2 separate regions of the Homo sapiens genome follow, and region 1 is linked to region 2. The links are chromatin loops, found by intact Hi-C in ENCODE. Cell type or tissue: IMR-90. All regions are shown on one strand. Links, peaks and the distances in the headings refer to the core of each region. The heading gives the core; the rest is flanking DNA.

Region 1 (2,923 bases), core at 284-2,783, 100 kb before region 2:
AGGATTTTACTTCATTTTTTTTTAGAGCATGTTTATGTGCAGATGGAAAATATTCAGTAGAAAGGGGGAAATTAATGATGCAGGACAAAGAGGAATGAATCGTAGGCATCAAAGCTTTGAGTGAGCAGGAGAGACAGTGCACAAGTAGAGAGAGGTTAGTCTTAGGAATAGGTACAATCTCACTCACTGGAAGAGGAGGAAAAGGAGAACATAGGGACTCAGGTGCTTGAAGTGTGGTGGATTTGGTCCTACCAACAGAAGTCCTCTTCAGTTGTTCTTATTTTCTCAGAAAAATATTCAGCTGATAGTAAGGAAGTAGAAGGGTGCTGAAGTTTTGAGAAGTGGGAAGGAGATATGGCGAATTAGCCACGAGATCAGGAGAGGAAGTGGGATAGAAGATGTATTTGAATTGAGGAGCAATGGAGGCTGTCCACCTGAGATGTATGGTCTTTAATTTAAAGTGAGATCAGTCAGTTGTGTGTTTAATGTCAACCAGTTTAGCGACATGGGGGACAGGTGTGAAGTAGGCAGTGAGAATCAAATGATGACACTTTGGTGGGGGAAGACACTAGAGATGAAGAGTTCAGCTGGGTGTGTGTTGGGTTTGAAATACCTGAGGAGATCCAGGTGAAGCTGTCTTGTAGACAGTTGGAAATGAAGAATCTGTGCTATAAATAAAGATCTGGGAATCACTGATTGATTAAAAAAAAGTTACAGAATGTGTCCTGTGCACCAGATACTGTTCTAAGCCAGACATTGTTCTAAGCACCGGGCACAACAGAGAACATAAGACAGAATCTCTGTCCTCATATAGGGCTTGTATGCTGGTGAGGAGGGGCATCATGAATAGCTCAGTCATTTCCAAAGAGAGAGATCTGCAGCCCAGGGGATGTGCAAGATGATCCCTTGAAATGCGAGCAGGAACTATTTGAACTCACATTTACATTTTTCTTATCATCTTTAATATCTATTTTTATATGTGTCTCATTCATTTTCTAAAATGCTAACACAGTAATACATATATTATTATATAAATAAGTATGGATATGTTTGGAGAGACATGCTCAAAAAGTATTTACTGATAGAGATGCTTGATTAGAAACATTTGAAAACCACTAGCCATGTGTGAGATAGTAGAAGATGAAGAAGATGATGAAGATAAGTCTCCCAAAATTGACATCAATAAAGATGTATACAAGAAATTAGATTAGCTCTGTAGAGCACAGTCTCTGAATTATTCCATCCTGGGTTAACATTTTTAAGTAATGAGCCTTCCAGAAATGGGACTAAATAAAGGTATCAGGAAGAAACTTATAATGATTTTGCTGTCAAAAAATAGAACAGGCTGCCATGTGACAAGTAGGCACATTCAGCAGAGGCAAGATGCCTGTTGGTGAGACAGGCTGTGGAGGAAGTCCTCACCAGGGCCGCACTGATTTCAGAGGGAAGATTGGACCACAAGACCCTCAAGTGCCTTGTAACTCTAAGCATCTATGAGTGTATGAAGAATAAGCTGGGAATTTGGAATTATAATAATCTCTTTATGTAAGGAATTGGATTGAGGAAGGGTGAATCATAGCCTTGCATCTACAAACAGAGGGGTGATGGTCTGCCCAGATTACAGCCAAGGGAGAGCTGCAGAATGTGTCAGCATTTCCAGCTTGCTTCGTGGGAGAGGGTGCCTGAGTAGCAGATGTGAACATTTTGGTTTCTGTGGTTGGTATTTTCCTATAGTGGAGAAGAGTGACTCATGAGGTCCACACAGCCAGATGAAAATCACCCTAGAGAGGCAGCTCAGAATAGTGGAAAGTTACTCCATGGACTGTTGTCTTCAGTGCTTGCAGGTAAAGAAACTGAAGCTCAGAGAGACTAAGCAAGTAGGCTGGAGCCACCCAGCTGAGAAGTGGTGGAGCTGGGATTCAAAGCCAGGGCTATCTAGCTTCAAATTCCATGTTTACTCTGCTACATGGTAAATTTAAGAAATCCTTTAGGAAAAACTCAGAGGGGTGTAGATGATCAAAGAAGTGAGACTATATTTCTTTTCTTTTCTTTTTTTACTTTAAGTTCTTCAAGTTCTGGGATACATGTGCAGAATGTGCATGTTTGCTACATAGGTATACATGTGCCATGGTGGTTTGCTGCACCTATCAACTCATGATCTAGGTCTTCAGCCCCGCATGCATTAGGTACTTGTACTAATGTTCTCCCTCCCTTGCCCCCCAACCCCTGACAGGCCCTGGTGTGTGATGTTCCCCTCCCTGTGTCCAAGTGTTCTCATTGTTCAACTCCCACTTATGAGTGAGAACATGCGGTGTTTGGTTTTCTGTTCCTGTGTTAGTTTGCTGAGAATGATGGCTTCTAGCTTCATCCATGCTCCTGCAAAGGACATGAACTCATCATAAGAATGTATTTCTAAGGATACAGATTGGCTACTGTAACAAAGACAGCCAAGAAATACCAAAACCAGAGAATTAAACAAGATAGAAATATTTTTTCCTCATACTTAATGGTCTGAGCACAGGGAGTCCAGGGCTTATATGACAGGTCCATTTTGTTGGGGCCCAGGTTCCATCTAACTCTCGGCTCTGCTGTCTCATGTTGTTGCCTTTATCTGCATGGCTAAAGACTGTATAGCTCCCCAACACACCACCTTGGTCTGTATTTCATCTAGTGGAAAGAGGGAGAAGGAGAGGGAAGACGTACTTCCTTCTCTTAGGTGTGACGCAGTTGTTGTACACCTTGCTTCTGGTCACAGCTCCTTGGACACTGAGTTATGATGGAAGCTGGGAAACGCCTTCATTCCAAGGAGCTATATGACTAGCAAAACTCAAAGATTCTATTTCTAAAAGGTGAAAGGGAAAATAGATATTGACAGGCAATCAGCAGCCTCTGGCACATTAAATTATATCTATTAGAAGAACAA
Region 2 (2,923 bases), core at 180-2,679:
TCTTGACCAGGATACGATCTTGACTACTCGAAATGCCGTCTGTAAGATGCTGGCAAGGCGAGGACACATAAGAGATGCTCTAAAGTGTGTCCTCCTCATTGCCTCAGTATTCATGGACTTCCCAGTAGCATACAACTATTCCTAATATTTATGTACTGACATTACATAGACTCTCTTTTATGTGGTTGGCAAATTTATTGTCCTCTGACAATGCCTCCAAAGTATCAAAGGCTTTTCAAAACTGTTTGGAAGGAAGACTGTGTCACTGTTCCTGGGTTAATATGATTTAATCATTAACTATCCCCAAAGAATAGGGTTGACATGAAAACCATAAAAAAACCATAAAATGTGGAAAACTACACTGAGCTGAAATCAGGAACAGAAAACGTTTGTTGTCTCCCGTAAACTTTCTGTGTTTACCCTTTCCTCCATTTTGTTCTGTGTGACATGAGGACACCACAGTGACCTATTTGGTTAGTTACACAGATACACACTTCAGATCAGTAAGAGGAAGAACTTTCTATGAATTAGAGTTGTCCGAAAATGTAGTAGGTTGCCTTTTGGGATACTGAGTTTCTTGTCACTGAAGGTGATCATTTTTTTTGGCATATTTAGTGCATGGTGTATGTTTGCTGGATGAGTGAATGAATTAATAAATGAATGACAAAGAGGATTTGTGTTTTTCAGCTGCACATACACTCATCTGTAAAGTGAAGATTACCTTAATGATCTCATAGGATTATTTTAGATTAAATGAAAAAACATGTTGAATACCCAGCACAGTATCTTGCATATTGCAAACTGCTCATTAAATAGTAATAATCATTATTTTTTATTTTATATTCTAAAAAGAATTTCTGCCTCAGGTAGAAGGTAGACAAGATGATCCACCAATTTGAGATTTGCAGTTTTTACAATCATCTGTTTACTCTTGTTCTCTTTGCCTTTGCCCTTCTTCACCTATCCATCTGAAAGAACTTCTCTCTGCTCTAGAAAGCCAAGTTCCTTGGCATGGTAGGCTGACTAGTACACTTCTAACAGTGGGAGCAAGTTCTATCCCAATTAACCGGGGACATTTTTGGTAACATCACTAATTTGTGACTTAGAATATGTGGACTTAGACTCCATGATTTTTTTCAAGTGACTCTTATTTGCTTCTTGTGTTTGACGCATTTGTCACAGGCACACAAAAGACTTCACCAGCAGCAGAGTCGAAACTCTCCAAGAATTTTCTTTAATAGCTTCTTGGCACAATAGCACATGCATGATGGGGAGGTCTAAATATGTCATTGCTATCTGCTGAGATGATTTGCATAACTTGCTTATGACTGCTTTTGACAGTCACGTGGCCTTTTCTGAATAGAGCGCAGCATGTTTAGGCTCCTGCATACTCGCATGAATACATGAGTCACCATGTGTTTTCAGACTCCTCATTAAATATGATTGTCTGACTTATATTACATCTTCCACAACATACACACACTCAGCCATTCTATCTGTGGCCTTTTTTTTTTCCCTTGAGGCCCTTTGCAAATTTAGTCTAACAGTCATCTCTGAAAGCATCTGTATTCTAACTTATTAATGAATTAAAGGGAAATTAATACATTTTCTAATAGGGTAGAGTTGCTAAATATGTAGCAATCTATGTGGCTGCTGTCTCCAAATATTTTTCCCTATTTCTAAGCCCTATAGAGAAGTGTTGGAAAGGATCGTTGGGAGCATTCACCCCATTCCTGCAGGAATACCCCTGGAAATATGTAACCCCTGTATTTCTAGGGCTGCCATAACAAATACCCATAAACTTGGTGGCTTAAAACAACTCCCATTTATTGTCTCACAGTTCTGGAGGCTGGAAGTTTGAAATAAAGGTAACAGCAGGGCCACACTCCTCTGAAGGCTCCAGGAGAGGGTCTTCTCTGGTCTCTTTCAGTTTCTAGTAGCTCTAGACATTCCTTAGCTTGTGGGTGCATAATTCCAATCTCTGCCTCTCTCCTCACATCACCTTCTCCTCTGCGTTTGTGTCTTCTCCTCCTGTCTTATAAGTGTCTAAGGACATCTGTCATTGAATTTAGGACCCACTCAGATAATCCAGAATGATCTCATCTCAAGATCCTAAACCTCATGACACCTTCTTAGATCGTTTTCCTGTAAGGTCATAGTCACAGGTTCTGGGGTTAAGACATGGATATATCTTTTGCAGGGACCCTCATTCTACCCACTGTATCCCCAGCTGACAACCATATACACAAGCTCTTCCAACTACTTATGGAGAGATTTCTTGTCCACTTGGAGGCTGAAATACTGAGCAAAGTACAGGCAAGGAGAGTCAGAATTGGCAGCCATCATCACTACCTTCATTTATTTCTATGTTCATGCCACAGTAGTAAGTGTTTTGTACTCTAAAGGCCTACTGAGTTCTTCCAGTCAACAGTGTGAGATATCTAATAAGACAAAACAGTAAAAACCATCATAGATTGCATTAGTAAACACATAGTATCCTGGTTAAGGAAGTGATCACTCCACTGAATCCTGAGTCCTCCAAACCAAAACAGGATAACTTCACTTCCAGGTACGGGTTTTCAAAGGGACCTTAACAAACTAGAAGGCATCCTGGGTAGATCTTTTACCACCATCTGGACTACCCAGGAAGACAATTGGAAGAACCAAAGACAAAGATAAAAACAAGGGAGGAACCACCCAATGCTGTCTTTAATTTGGGGATGTGTGTGTCATGTTTTGAGTAAGCAAATGTGATATACGTTACACTGAAAGGCAGAACAAGGCCAAAGGTCAAAGTAACGTGGGAAGCACTAGCTATTTGAAAAACTGACCAGTTCTCCATCAGTGGAAGTGTTTCAGATAGAAGCTGGTAGGTGCTGTAGGGATCTTGAAAAGAGGATTTTTCTACTTGGTGAAAATCTAA

The links. A loop is a pair of places that touch in the nucleus more often than their neighbours do. Peaks named below come from ENCODE experiments on the same cell type or tissue, not always from the same donor. Only the 100,000 strongest peaks of a DNase experiment are listed, where the experiment ranks them.
Region 1: a loop joins it to region 2, with 2.5 times the contacts of the local background. A loop is called at or near these places in 2 of 110 quality-filtered maps.

The regions. Positions count from the first base shown.
Region 1 is chr4:53,687,150-53,690,072 of GRCh38, reverse strand. No RefSeq gene overlaps it. Among named protein-coding and RNA genes, the nearest start is that of LNX1-AS2, 96 kb to the right of the region's middle. RefSeq lists enhancers at 1,595-1,804, 1,835-1,884. In IMR-90, for the core only: no CTCF peak of the experiment used is centred there; a DNase peak (open chromatin) is centred at 1,652; H3K27ac peaks cover 1,129 bases.
Region 2 is chr4:53,584,730-53,587,652 of GRCh38, reverse strand. All of the region lies in intron 1 of LNX1 (ligand of numb-protein X 1), which reads left to right. Among named protein-coding and RNA genes, the nearest start is that of LNX1, 5.3 kb to the left of the region's middle. In IMR-90, for the core only: no CTCF peak of the experiment used is centred there; a DNase peak (open chromatin) is centred at 1,352; H3K27ac peaks cover 659 bases.